Regions from separate parts of the Homo sapiens genome. Here region 1 is linked to region 2. Evidence: read pairs that join two places in POLR2A ChIA-PET (ENCODE). Cell type or tissue: CD4-positive, alpha-beta T cell. All regions are shown on one strand.

Region 1 (4,000 bases), 100 kb before region 2:
AGCTAATTTTTTTTTTGTATTTTTAGTAGAAATGGGGTTTCACTATGTTGGCCAGGCTGGTTTTGAACTCCTGACCTCAAGTGATCCTCCCACTTCCGCCTCCCAAAATGCTGGGATCACAGGCATGAGCCACAGCACCTGGCCCTATCATGTCTTTTTTTTTTTTTTTTTTTGAGATGGAGTTTCACTCTTGTCACCCAGGCCAGCATGCAGTGGTGCGATCTTGGCTCACTGCAACCTCTGCCTCCTGGATTCAAGTGATTCTCCTGCCTCAGCCTCCTGAGTAGCTGGGATTACAGGTGCCCGCCACCACGCCTGGCTAATTTTTTGTATTTTTAGGAGAGATGGGGTTTTGCCATGTTGGGCAGTCTGGTCTCGAACTACTGACCTCAGGTGATCCGCCCACCACGTGAGCCACCACACCCAGCCTCTGAGTTTCTTTTATGTGTAAATTTGTCTTTAAATTTAGGAAGTATTTGGCTATTATTACTTTAAACATTTTTCTGCCTCTTTCTGTCCTTACCATCTGGAAATATATACATATATATGTTTCCAGGTACATGTCTTATATAATAAGTTTATATTTATTTTATGTATATTTTCAGGTCAATCTGCTGTTAAGCCCATTTGGTGAATTTTTTTAGATAATTTTCAGTTTCAAATTTACACTTGGTTCTTTTTTAGAGATTATGTTTCTCTGCTGTGATTTACTACCTTCTTAGTGAGTACAAGCATATTTTCCCTCAGTTATAATAGCTGCCTTAAAATTTAATTCTCATCATCTGGATTATCCTAGGGATGGGGCCATTCATTGCCTTTTCTCTTCTGTATGGGTCACAGTTCCCTGTTTCATTGTATATCTACTAATTGAGGATTTTATCGTACATGTTATTGATATGAAGAGTCTGGATTATGTTATGTTTCTATAAAGAATGTTGACTTTTTTGTTTTCGCAGGCAGTTAACTTGGCTGAACTAAGATCATTGTTTTTTATATTTCCTCTGTGGTTTATGTAATTTATGGAATGATTGGTATAATAGGAGGTACCCAGGCATTACTGGAAGCAGAACCTCGAGGATTGAGAAATAGTCATTGGATTCAGCAATGTAGATATTGTTGGTGACTTTGAGTCAGATTCAATAGAGGGATGGAAGCAAAAGCTCGAATGCAGTGGCGTTTAAGAGAGAATGAAGCTAGCCATGGTGGCTCTTGCCTGTAATCCTAGCACTTTGGGAGGCTGAGGCAGGTGGATCACTTGAGGCCAGGAGTTCAAGACCACCCTGGGCAACATGGTGAAACCCCGTCTCCACTAAAAATACAAAAAAATTAGCTGGGCATGGTGGCGTGTGCCTGTTATCCCCAGGAGGCTGAGGTTGCAGTGAGCCGAGATCCCGCCACTGCACTCCAGCCTGAGTGACAGAGCAAGACTCTGTCTCAAAACAGAAAAACAAACAAACAAGAATGAGAGAGAGCAATTAGAAAGAGTAGGAATAGATGAATAGACAGCTCTTTCTTTCTTTTTTTTGAGACAGAGTCTTGCTGTGTTGCCAGGCTGGAGTGTAGTGGCGCAATCTCGGCTCACTGCAACCTTCGCCTCCCAGGTTCAAGCGATTCTCTTTCCTCAGCCTCCCGAGTACAGTCACGTACCACCACACCCCATACCCAGCTAATTCTTCTTTTTTTTTTTTTTTTTTTTCAGTAAAGGCGGGTTTCACCATGTTAGCCAGGGTGGAGAATGGACAGCTCTAAGAGTTTTGCTTCAAAATGGAGAAAGGAAATGGAGTAATAGCTGATAGGAGGAAGTTATTCAGAAGTTTTCTTTTTTCGTTTTTTTACTATGAAAATTTGGGGGTTAGGCAAAGTTAATCCTAGTGCTCTGGGAGTTCAAGGCGGGAGGATTGCTTGAGGCCAGAAGCTCAGGACCAGCCTAGGCAACATAGCAAGACCCTATCTCTCCAAGAAAATGAAAAATTAGCCTGGCATGGTGACATGCCTGTAGTCCTAGCTATTTAGGAGGCTCAGCGGAGAAGATCACTTGAGTCTAGGAGTAGGAGGTTACAATAGGCTATGATGGTGCCATTGTACTACAGCCTGGGCAATAGAGTGAGACCGTATCTCTAAAAAATTTTTTAAAATAAAAATTTTAAGTTTACCAGTAAGTTGAAAGAACCATAATAAACACTAATATAGCTGCAACCTACATTCAACAGTTAACAGTTGGCCAGATTAGCTTTATCTTTATTTTTCTGAACCATTTCACAGTAGGTTGCCGATATCGTGACACTTAATCCTTAAATATTTTAACATGCGTCTCCTAAGAATACACAAATTCTTTTTAAAAACCACATCCAGTACTCACTTCAGCAGGACATATATTAAAATTTGAATAATACAGAGGTTAGCATGGCCTCTGCACATGGATGGCACAAATTTGTGAAGCTTTCTGTATTTTTTATTACCTGGGTGATGAGATAATATGTATACCAAGCCCCAAGACACGCAATTTATTTATAGAACCAACCTACACATGTACCCCTGAAACTAGAATAAAATTTAAAAATTAAATAAAAAAATAAAAACCAGACTGGGCGCGGTGGCTCACACCTGTAATCCTAGCACTTCGGGAGGCCAAAGCGGGCGGATCACCTGAGGTCAGGAGTTTGAGACCAGCCTGGCCAACATGGAGAAACCCCATCTCTACTAAAAATACAAAAATCAGCTGGGCATAGTGGTGCATGCCTGTGGTCCCAGCTACTTGGGAGGCTGAGGCAGGAGCAGTGCTTGAACCTGGGAGGCAGAGGTTGCAGTGAGCCGAGATTGTGCCACTGCACTCCAGCCTGGGCGACAGAGCGAGACTCTGTCTCAAAAAATAAAAAAAAAAAAACCACGCCGTTATCCTATCTATGAAAATTAGCGATTTCCTAATATTATGTATTATTCAGTGAGTGTCACAACAGAGTGATACTCTGTCTCAAAAAATAAAAACCACACCCAGTTATGTCTGTGAAAATTAATGATTTCCTAATATTATGTATTATCCAGTGAGTGTTACGACAGAGCGATACTCTGTCCTAAAAAATAAAAAATAAATAAAATAAAAACCACACCCGGTTGGCTGGGCATGGTGGCTCATGCCTGTAATCCCAGTACTTTGGGAGGCCAAGGCGGGCGGATCACAAGCTCAAGAGATCAAGACCATCTTGGCCAACATGGTGAAACCCCATCTCTACTGAAAACAGAAAAATTAACTGGGCGTGGTGCTGCGTGCCTGTAGTCCCAGCTACTCGGGAGGCTGAGGCAGGAGAATCGCTTGAACCTGGGAGGTGTAGGTTTCAGTGAGCCGAGATCGTACCACTGCACTGCAGCCTGGCAAGAGAGCAAGACTCCATCTCAAAAAAAAAAAAGACACCCAGTTATCCTATCTGTTAGAATTAACTATTTCCTAATATGTGATATCCAGTGAGGGTTTACATTTTCCCAGTTGTCCCCAAACTGTTTAATAGCTTTTTAAATATTAAATCAGAAAGCCAGGCATAGTGGCTCACACCTGTAATCCCAGCACTCTGGGAGGCCGAGGCAGGCGGATCACCTGAGGTCGGGAGCTGGAGACCAGCCTGACCAACATGGAGCAACCCCGTTTCTACTAAAAACACAAAATTTGCTGAGCGTGGTGGCGCATGCAGGAAAATCACCTGAACCCGGGAGGCAGCGGTTGCGGTGAGCCAAGATTGCGCCATTACACTCCAGCCTGGGCAACGAGCGAAACTCCATCTCAAAAAAAAAAAAAAAATTAGCTGAGCGTGGTGGCACCTGCCTGTAATCCCAACTATTTGGCATGCTGAGGCAGGAGAATCTCTTGAACCTGGGAGGCGGAAGTTGGGTGAGCCGAGATCACGCCGTTGCACTCCAGCCTGGGCAACAGAGTGAGACTCTTATCTAAAAAAAAAAAAAGGAAGAGTCCCGGGTGCGGTGGCTCACACCTGTAATCCCAGCACTTTGG
Region 2 (4,000 bases):
CCAGGCACCCCCGCAAAACACAACCAAGGAAAACAGGGGCTGTCGGGGTGGGGCTGAGCTGCCGGGGAGGGGTGGTGGGGGGGGAGGGTGCTCAAGCAGGGGTGGGGGAGGGGGGAGGTGGAAACAAACAACAAAACTGTACATTTTTTTTAAAGTTTGTTGAAAAGAATATTGTCTTATTCTATAAAACATTTCAAACCTAGTTAGAGATTTGTAATCAAAAAACATTTGCGCAGAAAGCAGCACTTAGGGCTGCCTGTTCTATACCCTACAGTCAGACAGGAAAAGAACTGAAAATGGCACCCTTCTGACATTCTGAGGCAGCTGGACTGGCAGCCAAGTAAAGGAGAGTGATGAGGTGGTGTGGGGAGGGTGGGGAGGCAGCGCGAGGGTGCTCTCCACAGCAGGTAGGAGCAGGCAGGAGTGGGGACAGAGGGAGAGCTTGTGACTGGGACAGTGAAAATAAACGATTGGCTCTTATCAATCACTTGCACCAACTAACCGTTTGTATTTTCTTTACCGACCTTTCCCTTTTGGGATATGTGGTCTGGTGGGCTGGGAGGCTTACAGTGTCCCAACTCTCCATTTTCCTGTGCCTTTGTGCTGTTTGGCTGAGGCATGGAGACTGCCAGTGGGTGGTTCTATTTTACAGGATTCCCAGGCCAAGAAAGCCTGGGGACTGTCCTTGATGGCAGAGCAGAATAGCCTGCCCCTTCTATAGACCCATTGATTAATTCCTGTAAAATCTTGGGGAGAATGGGATTGCAGCCCTCAGCCTAAAGATTGTGATTTGCCAGTCTCTAGTCTCTGTCTTCCAAGGTTGAGAGAGGTGGGAGGTCTCTGAAATCATCCCTGTTAGAGTGTCTGTCCTCTTACAGTGCGAGAGAAGGAACGTTTCTCAGGGTTTCAGCTCACACGAAAACACAGCAGGATTCTTTTCACTGCAGCGGGATATGTATATAGGTGAATCCTGTGGTGTGGGCTCACAGGCCCAGGTGCTGAGAATAGCAACTAGCAACTATTTTCTACAGTGTGGAGGGCTCGTGCCCTGCTGGTTTTTTTGATACACAGGTAGAGAATGAATAGAAGAGGGGAGGGTGGTGGGGGGGGGTGGGAGGCAGCTCAGTGGGGCTGCTGAACCTTGGGAAGAGTGTGAGTGTGAACGTGTGTAAATGTGCGTGTGAAAGGGAGCACCCCTTCCCGACTTCTAGAAACAAAATTCCTTTTGGGGCGCTTTCCCTGTGTGTCCCCAGAGAGGCCTCTAGCCAGGAGCCTTCAGTTGGGATAGTTTCATTTGTGACTTTACCAATACCCTCCCAGTTCTTGATAGACAGCTGTAGGTTGCTGGGTTCAAGAATATGGGTGGGATATGGAATGCTCTTTCAATGTCTAGCTTCAGTTTTCATTCATCCTCCTGCTCAGCACTGTCAGCCAAGAGCTTACTCAGCAGACACCACATACTGCAGCAGTTCCTAGTGAGAAAATCTGTGCCACTAGAAAATGCTTCACTTCCATTTCCTCACCTGGGCAGTTCTCTGTTTAAAATTGTGGGCTGATTTGGTCTTCCTCTCCTCCTCCCACTGTTACTGCCCTGCAGCCCTTGTTCAGGTGTACAGACCCTTATTCTGGCCTCTAGTGTCCTTGTCTGTCATGACACACCCTTCCGCCCAAATACCTCTGACCCCAAGGCTGGAATGGGGCTGGTAGGAGATAAGTTTGCTTACTCATAGTCATGTCCTTTCTCTTGGCACCTGCTTCCCTGCGGTGTCCTCAAATGGATTTCTGTGTGGCAGTGGAGTGATTGCATGAATTTTTCTGTAACACATTAACTTTGTATTATTATTAAGGGAGTTTGAGAAAGCTTTGCTTATAATGTCAAGGCAAGGAGGTAAAAACTGGAGCCCAAAGAAATTCCCTTAGGGCAAGATTATGTTATAATAGAAAATTGAATTTCCTGAGGCAGTGGCTGCCACCCCTTTTCAGATGTTTAGTCCTGCAAATAGCATCTTTCTTGTAGTCTGTGACATGGATGGGGATGCTAGGGCCCTTAGGGGCAAGGGGACTAAACTAAATCAAGTTGAGTTTTTTTCCAGCAGGGGTTAGGGGAGGTACTCGCTGTTGATATTTGACACTAGAAAGTAATCTTTTTTACAAAACTGTTTTTCTAGGTGGGTGGAAAGTGAAACTGCCACATCCTTGTTGGTTTAGTCCAAGAGATCATTTGCAACAACAGTAGATGTCCGGGTTTTGTTTCTGTCTTTTTATTATGAAAAACTATGTTAAGGGGGAAAATGTGGATTATGGTAACCAGAGGAATCCCTAGCCTTGTTTTCCTTAGAAGACTTGTTTAGTGTTTTATCAGACGTCTGTTGTAGTTGTAGACAGGAAAGCTTGTGAGAAAAACACCACATGGAGCCTGTAAATGTTTTTGCACAACCTGTAAAGCATTCTTGGAAGTGGCCAGTAAAAAGGGGTTTTACCATTTAAAAAAAAAATGTAACTGTGTCATTGTTTACATCTGTAACTTTTTCCTCCCCTGTTCTCATTACACCATTCTGGCGAAAATGTAGGCAAAGTAGCTTCCAGTTTTAGAATAAATAACCATTTGGATTGAATTCACCCTATCTCCTGTGGCTGCACTGACTGGGGCGGAGGGTGTCACTGGGTTATTTATTCATTTTTTAATGCCTCTTTCTCAGGTCGCATGGGCTCCAACCAAGGAGGACTCTCCTCTTGCATGGTGGCTGCCGTTCCCTCCCTATTCTACCATGCCTTCACTTGGGAGCCAGCCATGCAGTCAGTTGACATGGGTGGGTAGTTATTAGTCTATTTAGTGCTTGCTTAGGCCAAGAGTCGAGCCATTGAAGTATAGGAAAATAAATTATAACTCACGACCTCTGTATTTGGCCTATGCAAAAACTAGTTGGATGCTTGAAGTTAAATGTACATTGTGGAGCCAAATAAGTATATTCATGAATAATTACTGCTAGGGGGAAAGCCCACTCATTCAACAGAAGTTTGATGGGGGTTATTTTCCAGTGAATCTGGAGAACGAGACGGTAAATTAAATTTACAACAGCGCCATTGCTTTTTTATTTTTTATTTTTATTTTTATTTTTTTTTTTTGACAGAGCCTCGCTCTGTTACCCAGGCTGGAGTGCAGTGGCACGCTCTCGGCTCACTGCAACTTCCGCCTCCTGGGTTCGAGCGATTTTTCTGCTTCAGCCTCCCGAGTAGCTGGGACTACACATGTGTGCCACCAGGCCCAGCTAATTTTTTTTTTTTTTTTTTCCTAGTAGAGACAGGGTTTCACCATATTGGCCAGGCTGGTCTTGAACTCCTGACCTCGTGATCTGCCTGCCTCAGCCTCCCAAAGTGCTGGGATTACAGGTGTGAGCCTCCGCTCCCAGCCACCATTGCATTATTAGCACTGAAATGATCCTAACGGCAGTTTCTAATAAATGGTCAGGGTCTTAAAGCTGAGATACCACAGGCTCATGACATCCAGTGTTCTGAAGGAGTAGTAGTATTGATGTAGATACTGCTCTAATTCCTACCCTCTGTATGTGACACGGATTCAGATACCCGGGTTTACAGTTTTGTACCCTGAAGGCCACCCTTAATTTTGGTAGCCATCTATTCTTTAGGACATTTAAGTTGCTGTTAGAGCTAATTAATCATTTTTTAAAGTGGTTAATCATAGCTCATGCCTGGTCTCTAGTTACTGCTTAAACCCCATTTTCCCACCTAGCGCTGTAGCCACGCAGTTATAATCTGATGGGTAGGAACATTGAGTGTGCAGAAAAATTGAAGAGAGGCGCTTTGTTTTGTTTCGTTTTGTTTTGAGACGGAGTTTCGCTCTTGTTGCCCAGGCTGGAGTGCAGTGGCACAATCTCGGCTCACCGCAACCTCTGCCTCCCGGGTTCAAGTGATTCTCCTACCTCAGCCTCCCAAGTAGCTGGGATTACAGGTACCCGCCACCACACCGGCTAATTTTTGT

Evidence for each region. ChIA-PET counts read pairs that join two places held together with the same protein. Peaks named below come from ENCODE experiments on the same cell type or tissue, not always from the same donor. Only the 100,000 strongest peaks of a DNase experiment are listed, where the experiment ranks them.
Region 1: POLR2A ChIA-PET joins it to region 2 with 5 read pairs; 20 of 35 experiments call an interaction of 5 or more read pairs at or near these places.

The regions. Positions count from the first base shown.
Region 1 is chr11:62,814,419-62,818,418 of GRCh38, reverse strand. The region is part of intron 10 of STX5 (syntaxin 5); the gene reads left to right. It also overlaps the pseudogene RNU6-118P. Among named protein-coding and RNA genes, the nearest start is that of NXF1, 11 kb to the right of the region's middle. In CD4-positive, alpha-beta T cell, no CTCF peak of the experiment used is centred here; a DNase peak (open chromatin) is centred at 1,658.
Region 2 is chr11:62,711,249-62,715,248 of GRCh38, reverse strand. It overlaps HNRNPUL2 (heterogeneous nuclear ribonucleoprotein U like 2), which reads left to right. Exons shown (of 14, transcript NM_001079559.3): 14 at 1-2,619. The region is part of intron 13 of HNRNPUL2-BSCL2 (HNRNPUL2-BSCL2 readthrough (NMD candidate)); the gene reads left to right. Among named protein-coding and RNA genes, the nearest start is that of GNG3, 5.6 kb to the right of the region's middle. In CD4-positive, alpha-beta T cell, no CTCF peak of the experiment used is centred here; no DNase peak of the experiment used is centred here; H3K27ac peaks cover 374 bases.